Regions from separate parts of the Homo sapiens genome. Here region 2 is linked to region 1. A link is an interaction called in ENCODE POLR2A ChIA-PET data of the cell type or tissue named here. Cell type or tissue: PC-9. All regions are shown on one strand. Each heading gives the region's core, and the rest is flanking DNA. Links, peaks and the distances in the headings are about the cores only.

Region 1 (4,394 bases), core at 86-4,085:
GAGGGTGGCCGCGGGAGGTGGAGGAAAGTTTGAAAAGTCACTTAAAGCACTGCAGGAACCCCCCTCCATGCCCACCATCACCCCCCAGCACCCACCCCACAGACGGCCGCTCGGAGCTCCACGTGCGAGCGGGCCCTGCAGAAGCTGGAGTTTCCCCTACATCCTCGCCAGAAAAAATCTTTCCCCAAGCGAAAAGTTCCCTGCTGCAGCACCACCCCTCTCCCGCTGCCCTCTCATCCCGCCCCCCCCCCCCCCCGCAAAAAAAATGAATCAGAGTTCGCAAGACGCCACCTGGATTCGCCCGCGGGCCCTGAGGGCGCGGCGCCCCTCCCCCGTCGGCGGGTGGACGGGTCGGGAGGGAGCCGGGGAGAGGGAGGCACCGGGCGGCCCCGGCCCGGACCCCTGCCCTCCCTCCCCGGCCCCGCCGCCTGGCTCACCTCTCTCCTGCTCCTCTGCCTGCAAGCAGATAGGGATATTCTTCTTCCAGCCGGGCATGGTGTCGCTCCCTGCGCTCGCTGTCGGGCTCGCTCTTTCTCGCTGGCTCTCTTTCTCCGGGGCTCTCCGCGCCTCCTCGCTCGTCCTCTAGGGCAGCCGCGCCGGGGCTGTTCAGCGGGGCTGGGGCGCCGAGGCGGCTCCCGGGCACATTGAAGCGGCGCCGCGCGCCCCGCGCTCCCCTCAAACTCGCCGGCGGCTCCGGGCGGCGGCGGCGGCGGCGGCGGCCGGGCCGGGCCGGGCCGGGCCCCGCCGGGCAAGGCTGGGGGCTGCAGCGGCGGCTGCCGCGGTGTGGCCGGGAGGCCGGGCCGGGCCGGGGGCGGGGAGCTGGTGCAGGCCGAGAGCGGGGGGCTGCGGAGCCCCCGGGAGTGGGCGCCGGCGAGAGGAGTGGGCTGGCGCCGCCGCCTCTTTCCCCTCCTCCTCCTCCTTCTTCCTCTTCCTTGTCTCTCCGCCGCCAGCAGGTGGGACTCGGAGCCGCCGCCGCACAAAGCTCCGCCGGCGGCAGGACTGAGGCTGCGGGCTCCCCGGGCGCCTCTCGGCGGAGCCTCCCCCGAGACGCGCGCGAGGCTGAGCGGGCACGGAGGGGGCGCGCGCGCTCACACCCTCCGCGCCCCGGGCGGCCTGCGAGGCGCGCCCGGCCTGCCAGGTACCGAGCCTGGCACCGAGCTGCTGGTGCGGAGCCCACGCCGCTCCACCGCGGCCGCCACTCCCTCTCCGCCTCCCTCCCCGAGCCCAAACTGGCGGCTCCTCCGGCTTAGGCGACGACCTCGGTGGAGTAAGGGGCAGTGTCCTTCCCTCTAGTCCCTCCTCCGCGCCGCTCTCCCTACGCCCTGGCTGTCGCCCCCTCCCCCAAGTTGAGACTTGCAGCTACGGATTTGCTAACTTCGCCCTCAACTGAGGGAAATAGCAACTTTTGGGATGGTCAGCGCTGGTCCCAGGAATACGTTTCCTGGCAGGGTGGGGAGGGCGTGAATGGAGACTCTCTTTTGTTTTAAATGATGCAGGGAGACCTTGGCTGAGTGAATATGTAATCGCTGTCTTCAAGCATAGGAAGGGCTTTATGATCAGGTTTTATGATTAGTTTCTTCCCCTTGTCATAGGCTCATAGAAAATCGGTGGAAAAATGAGTCAGGTGGGAGGGAGACAGCTTTGTGATACAGCCTGGAAGATTCTGCCCAGACATGGGACTCTTGCTTGTGGTTTCAAAACGGTAATGCTAGGAGGGGCTCCTGACAGTGTTCCAGGTGACATTCGGTGACTGTCCTGTGGAGTATGACATCTGCCTCTGCCTCAAGGCTGGGGGCTGGCTAGAAAATACCTGTCTGTCCCTCCGGAGTATCTGATGTGGACCGAAGAATTTAGGGCCCCTGAGGCTGTAACTACTGGTTTGTGGTTGTTGGGGCCCAACCACTGCACTGCTATGAATGACTCGGTGTCCTGCAGTTTATTTTGGCCTCTGAAGGAACTGCAGTTTGCTCTCCCGAATTGAGGACATTGGCTCACACTGGCCTTCTCTCCCTCTCCTCTTGGAAACATAGTAATACTGCCAGAGAAATATATTAATTAGAAAAGGCTGAAAGATAGAATCTTCTTTTCCTCTGCCACTGCATAAGCGGTCTTATCGGGTGAGGACGTTTGCCTCTGCTGCTGTCCCTGGCCTGGGTGGCTGTCTGTCATTACAGAACTGCCCAGCTGCCAAAGCAAATGGCTATCTCTCCTAAGCACTGGAGAGGCTCAGGTCCAGAAGCTTCAAGGATAGAGGAACTGAAGGGCTAAATGAAGGGCAGAGTCAAACCATCCCAGGGGGTTAGCAGTAGAAATCCTGTCTGAGCTGTTCAAATCTTCTTTCCAGACTCTTTGAGAAGTAAAATCCAGAAAATCAATATGAACGTCACACCTGTCACCTTTAAATGGCCCACCCTTCATCCTAAAATGAACAAGACTCCTTGGGTACTTTAGTCTGCTCCTAACCTTGTTTCAAGGTCTAGTCCTGCCAATTTTATATAGAGAAAGGCATTTGCCATTGATTTCCCAAAGGGACAAGGACAATCAGGCCATAACCAAGACATTTGATGTATGTATACAAGCAAAGACCTAGGTTTTGACAACAAAGAAATGACCACAACATTTTACAGCAGCTTATATAACATTTATATGTCCGTAGTGGGTCTAACAAGTATCGTTCTGGAAAAGCCACGCAATAAATGCCTTGTGTGGACTGAATCATACTCATACAGTTATAGTGCAATCAGCAGTACACTTGTCCTGCCAAGGTGAGTGATGGATTATAGTGCAGAGGAAGTTCCAGCTTACACCTGTTAATAGTATTTTAAGCCACATAGGCAAAATTCCTACAATGTGGTAGACTCTGGGCTAAAAGCTAAGGATACAAAAAGAAAATTATGCTCATGCCTGTAATCCCAACACTTTGGGAGGCCGAGGTGGGAGAATCACTGGAGCCCGAGAGTTTGAGATCAGCCTGAGCAACATGGCGAGATCCTATCTCTATCAAAAGTAAAAGAAAAAGAAAAAAAATTAATTAGCCAGGCATGGTGATGCACATCTGTGATCCCAGCTACTCGAGAGGCTGAGGTGGGAGGATCACTTGGGCCCAGTGAGCTGTGATTGTGCTACTGCATTCCAGCCTGGGCAACAAAGCTGGATCCTGTCTGAAAAAAAGAAAAAGAAAAAGAAAGAAAGAAAAAAGAAAAGTATAGTTTAGTAGGGAAGATCAAGTTAATGCCTTCTTCTGTGTGTAAGGGTCAGATATTATTTTATGTATTATACAAGTGAGATTGGTTAAAGAACCTCTTAAGGATAGATTCGTATCCTTCCCATCACAAAATACTTATTGTCTAAACACTTGTTCACCAATATCCAATGTCTTGTGTCATCATTGTACGTACACCAAAGTTATCAACGAGGCCCTAAGTTCTCTCAAGAGGAACCATGGCTTAACTCTCTGCATCCCCAGAGCCAGAGACAGTAAGCATTCAATCAATGTTAGTTGATGATGATGGTATTTAACCTCACTTGAGCCACACATAGCACATCACCACAGGGAAATAGCCCTTTAATGAATCCTTTTCATGATACTGTTGAGATCACTCTATAATATCAGACCAGAAAAAAAGAATGAAATCACTGAACTAGAAATACCATCTGACCTAGCAATCCCATTACTGGGTACATACCCAAAGGTTTATAACTCATTCTACTGTAAAGACACATGCACACATATGTTTATTGTGACACTATTCACAATAGAGAAGACTTGGAACCAACCCAAATGTCCGTCAATAATAGACTGGATAAAGAAAATGTGGCACATATACACCATAGAATACTATGCAGCCATAAAAAAGGATGAGTTCATGTCCTTTGCAGGGAGATGGATGAAGCTGGAAACCATCATTCTCAGCAAACTATCACAAGAACAGAAAACCAAGCACCACATGTTCTCACTCGTAAGTGGGAGTTGAACAATGAGAACACATGGACATAAGGAGGGGAACACCACACACCGGGGCCTGTCGGGGGTGGGGGGCTAGGGGAGGGATAACATTAGGAGAAATACCTAATGTAGGTGACAGGTTGATGGGTGCAGCAAAACACCATGCCAAGTGTATACCTATGTGACAAAACTACACATTCTGCACATGTACCCCAGAACTTAAAGTATAAGAAAAAAAAACTTAAGTCTGAAATACTTGGTTTTATTGTCTAAAATCATCTTATGTTCAAAGCACCATTTATAAAAATCTATTCCAAGGAAATCATAGCACTATTTGGAGCTTTATGAGGAAGATATCTACCAGCCAGTAGGACATAAGATATATTCTTTTTCTCCTTTACTAAATTTGAAAATCAATATCCTTTAAAGACTGAAGCTACAACTACAG
Region 2 (4,394 bases), core at 163-4,162, 110 kb before region 1:
CCACATTTACATTTTGCAATTTTGCACATGAACTAAAAAATGTGTTTACTTTCACAGTTTTGCATTATGTGAGCCAATCTAAAAAAAAAGCGGGTGATGTATTATTGATTCTGACACAGTCATGAAAGCACAGATTATGCATCTATTAAAACTTATATTTTATGACATGTTTGTCAGGTTTAATTTATGACTCATACACATTTCTGGCTCGGTAGCCACAAATTATCTCCATTTGAATCTTTATGATACAGTACATTTTCTTGCCAGAGTATTTTTTCAAATATCTTGATACATTGTAAAGAAAAACAACAACAAAACCCAGAAAACAGGCACCAAAAATTGATAAATAGAAAATATCATTTTAAAAAGCAGCTTCAAATATATATGTATCTCTTTCCACTTTCTTATTTCTTAGGCTAGTTTAATTTTTAATTTTTTTAAATATTTTAGGCTAGTTTAATATTTTTACAAATACATGATCATTTTTAGAAAAGTATGTACATAGATATTCATGTTGTCATGTTTAATTAGCTTAATATAAGCATGCATACACAAAAATATGAAACCGATGTCACCATCTTCATTATAGTAGCATTATAATGTAAAATTTCAAATGAGGAGAGAAAAAAATATATATATATCCTTAAGTGTAGAAAATAGCTCGGAGGGTGATTGGGAGGAGGTAACTGGGAATATTCTAGTCATGTGCAGAGACATGGATGTAGGAAGAAATATATGGTATGTTTAGGAAACAGAAGGAAGGTAAGTAGCCACATCACATAGATTATCTAGTCTTGTTAAGGATTTGGGTCCTTAACCTGAAAACAGATGGAAGCACATGCAAGTGGCTTGTTGACATTTACTGTTTGACAAGACCCTCTGAGTCATGTGGGGAATGAACTGTACAGAAGCAAAAGTTCCTGAAGTTTAGGGTGGGGCTCACCAGTTGTCCAGGCATTAGATGATGATGGTTTGACCTGAAGAGGTGAGAGCTGTACATACGGAGAGAAGGGAAGAGATCTGGGGTAGGGTTGGAATGCAAAACCAACAGCACTTAGCAATTGACTAGACACATGGAGTGAAGGAGACAGGTAGATGGAGGTGCCTTATTAAGACATAGGAAACATCGAGAGCAGCAGTGTGGTAAGATCAGCATTTGGACTTTTTTTTAGCTTTGCAATCTCTTTGAAATATCCAAGAAGACATACCACTGGTGCTCAGAAATTAGGTCTGAACTGGGTTCATGAGCGTGTTAACATATAGGTCATAATTAATTCAAAGATTGTGGATGGGATTGCTTAGGGAAGGAGTATAAAGCAAGGGTCCTCGGCTACAACTTGGGGAATTATTTTGCCCCTCAGGGGATATCTGACAATGTCTTCAGACATTTTTAGTTGACACAATTGGGGGCATCTAGTGAAGAAAGGCCAGGGAAGCTGCTAAACATCCTATATACTCAGACCAGCCCCCACAGCCAAGATTACCCAGACCAAAATGTCAGTAGTGCCAAGGCTGAGAAGCCCTAGTAGAGACTGCAAATGAAACGCGAGCTTTTAGGAACTTCACCTGAAGTCTTCCTCCCTCCTCCTTCCCTGGCTACTCTGACTCCCTCTTAATCAGTAGTCAGCTCCCTCCCCTGTAAGGAAAGGGCCTGAGAAATAGAGAAATCTAGAAAAGTGATCAAGGTTGGAGTTTAATGAGAAGTGCTGCAAAATTCCATCTGTGTGTCCATAAGATATACCTATTTTGTGGCCTGTTGAAAAATAACAGGTTTATGAATATTTTAGGAGAATTTATAAAAAATATTTTCCATACAAACTAAACTCTGAACCAGCATATACAATACTCCCTTTTGCAATACCAGCACTTGGCACTGTTTGTTGCTCATGTTCCTGAAGAGCAGAGACGGAGGAGGAGCAAACAAAACAGGGAGGAACACCAGGGGAGACGGGTGTCAGGAACACCAAGAAAACAGAGTTTTCAAAGAAAAAAATGAGCAACAAACAGTGCTAGGGAAGTAGGAGGCGGGGAATTTGGGTAGGAAAAAAAAGGATGAATCACTTTACATAGAAAAAAGCAAGCCCCACCTACAAATATGTTTCCAAATGACCATTTAGAGTTTGCTATTTGGATTTTATAAGCAGCTTGCTCCAGAAACAATGTTATAAGAAGTAGTTAAGTTTAAGGAAGAAGTAGTTAAGTTTAAGGAAAAACTACAAAAACCGGTTTAACCTGTATCTGTTGATGTTACAGACCAAGTTATAGAAGGCCATGAGTTTGGGAAGTTCAGAAGGATTTTTTTTTTGTTTTAATCAGCTGCCTTTCTCTTTCTCTTGGGAATACCCTTGGCCCCAATTTTTTTAAAGCTCATTTGTTCATCAAATATTTATTGAATACTTACATAGGCATTTGTTTAGTGTCTGTGTCCCCACTAAATTCTAAGCTCCATGAGGGCAAGTGCAGGTTTACTCTGTGCATTTCTGAATGCTACCACTACCGCCATTAGTGCCTGGCAGCCAGAAAATAATCATTGATTAACAGCTGAATATTGATCAAACGAACAAATATATTGCTAAAAAACGTTGTTTGCTTACTCTAATGTATTTCAAAAGGGTGGATTTCTATGCAGAGTTGCCATAAAAACTTTTTAAAAAGTAGCCTAGTAGTGTAGAGAACGATGTTTTGAATCAGAAAGGTGATCCATAAATAGGCCAGTTTTGCCTGAGAGCCTACCCTTGAATTCAGCCTTACTCAAATAGCATATATATATTTATAGTTCTATATTTCTTCCTCTCTTTGGGATATTAAAATCTTTCTATTTTTACCATGGCTGTGGTAGTGGTGATGCAAGCATAGCCCAAGCTAACAGTTTTAAAGTTTAGAAAGAAACCAGCCTATTTCCTTTAATAATAAGAGGAAATCTTCAGGAGACGGAAGTTTTTGAAATGGATGGAAACCTACTAACAGGATTAATATATTATCGTAAACAATTTTATGCAAAGAAACTTCCACATTGAACTTCAAAGGGGAAAGGAATCGAGACAGGAAAAATGGGTCAAGTGGAGAGGCCTTTTCTGATTAGAAGATAGTAAGTGGGGAGTCTTTTACAGGCCCTGACTGAAGCATGAGGCCTTTGCAACGTGCCTGTCTTATTGCTAAACAGTGCGACTTAGACTAAATAATACTAAAAAGCGAAAGTGGCCTCTCTGCAACAAAAACAGGCAGGAAGCAGTAAGAACTGGGCACCCCCTATGAAGCCACGGCATTAAGGCGTCAATTAAAGAAGACGACAGATAAAAAACTGCAAACATACACTTTAATGAGCCAGTAAATGTGCAGGGGTCCAGGACTTTTAAATATTCGAGGTCCTAAATAAAGATCCGTCTCAAAACAAAAAAGAAAAGAGTAAGATCCTGATTAAACAACAAATAAGACTTAGTCAATAGCCCACTTAATTTTACTCTGAAGTTTTTAAGTGTTGCCTTAAGTTTGTAATCAGCAATACATAGGTATATTAATAACTTAATATTAATTAAAGTTCAATGTGTATTTTAATAATTATACACATACATATTCAAAAACATAGCATTAAAAAGTTCTCTGTCACACTTAACAATCCACATCTAGAGATCCATGGTTGATCTAGAAAGCTGCAAGCACAAATGTTCATAACTGGAAACTTACTAAGTTTATAATCAAACTTAATAATGAATGTTTAGGCCAGGCACAGTGGCTCACACATGTAATCCTAGCACTTTGGGAGGCCAAGGTGGGCGAGCTGCTTGAGCCCAGAGTTTGAGATCAGCGTGAGCAACATGGTGGGACCCCACCTCCACAAACAAACAAAAAAAAACATTAGCCAGGTGTGGTGGCATGCACCTGTAGTCCCAGCTACTTGGGAGGCTGAGATGGGAGGATCACCTGAGCCCAGCAAGTCAAGGCTGCAGTGAGCCATGATTGCACCACTGTACTCCAGCCTGAGCAAGAGTGAGACGCTGTCTCAAAAAAATAAATAAATAAAAATAATGAAAGTTTAAACTTAATAATTAAAAATGAGTGAACAATTATTGAATGCACATTCTAATACTAAAGGCTTTACATGTATTTCATCTAGCCCTCACAACATATCTATAATAAAGGTAGGGATTATAATTGGACCCATCTTAGAGATGAAGAAAAAGAAGGAATAAGGAGGTTAAGTTACCAAGACTACAGCTTCAGAGCTAGAATCTGAACTACATATTTGTTTTAAAGTTCTGTAATGTAATGACAAACATAACAATAAGGAATTCAAGAGTTTTTTGGAAGTGCAGTAAACTTTTCACTGCTTATTTTGATTTCCTGTTTCTATTTTCTTCTCTCAATACTCCTTGTTCTCATCTTCTGCGTCTACA

What was found. Peaks named below come from ENCODE experiments on the same cell type or tissue, not always from the same donor. Only the 100,000 strongest peaks of a DNase experiment are listed, where the experiment ranks them.
Region 2: POLR2A ChIA-PET joins it to region 1 with 6 read pairs; 3 of 35 experiments call an interaction of 5 or more read pairs at or near these places.

Annotation. Positions count from the first base shown.
Region 1 is chr12:67,068,613-67,073,006 of GRCh38, forward strand. It overlaps a transcript of GRIP1 not described here. Among named protein-coding and RNA genes, the nearest start is that of CAND1, 200 kb to the right of the region's middle. RefSeq lists a silencer at 1,077-1,136. In PC-9, for the core only: no CTCF peak of the experiment used is centred there; DNase peaks (open chromatin) are centred at 309, 549 and 1,779; H3K4me3 peaks cover 1,986 bases; H3K27ac peaks cover 361 bases.
Region 2 is chr12:66,959,311-66,963,704 of GRCh38, forward strand. It overlaps a transcript of GRIP1 not described here. Among named protein-coding and RNA genes, the nearest start is that of GRIP1, 280 kb to the left of the region's middle. In PC-9, for the core only: no CTCF peak of the experiment used is centred there; DNase peaks (open chromatin) are centred at 171, 891 and 2,181; H3K4me3 peaks cover 1,321 bases; H3K27ac peaks cover 1,683 bases.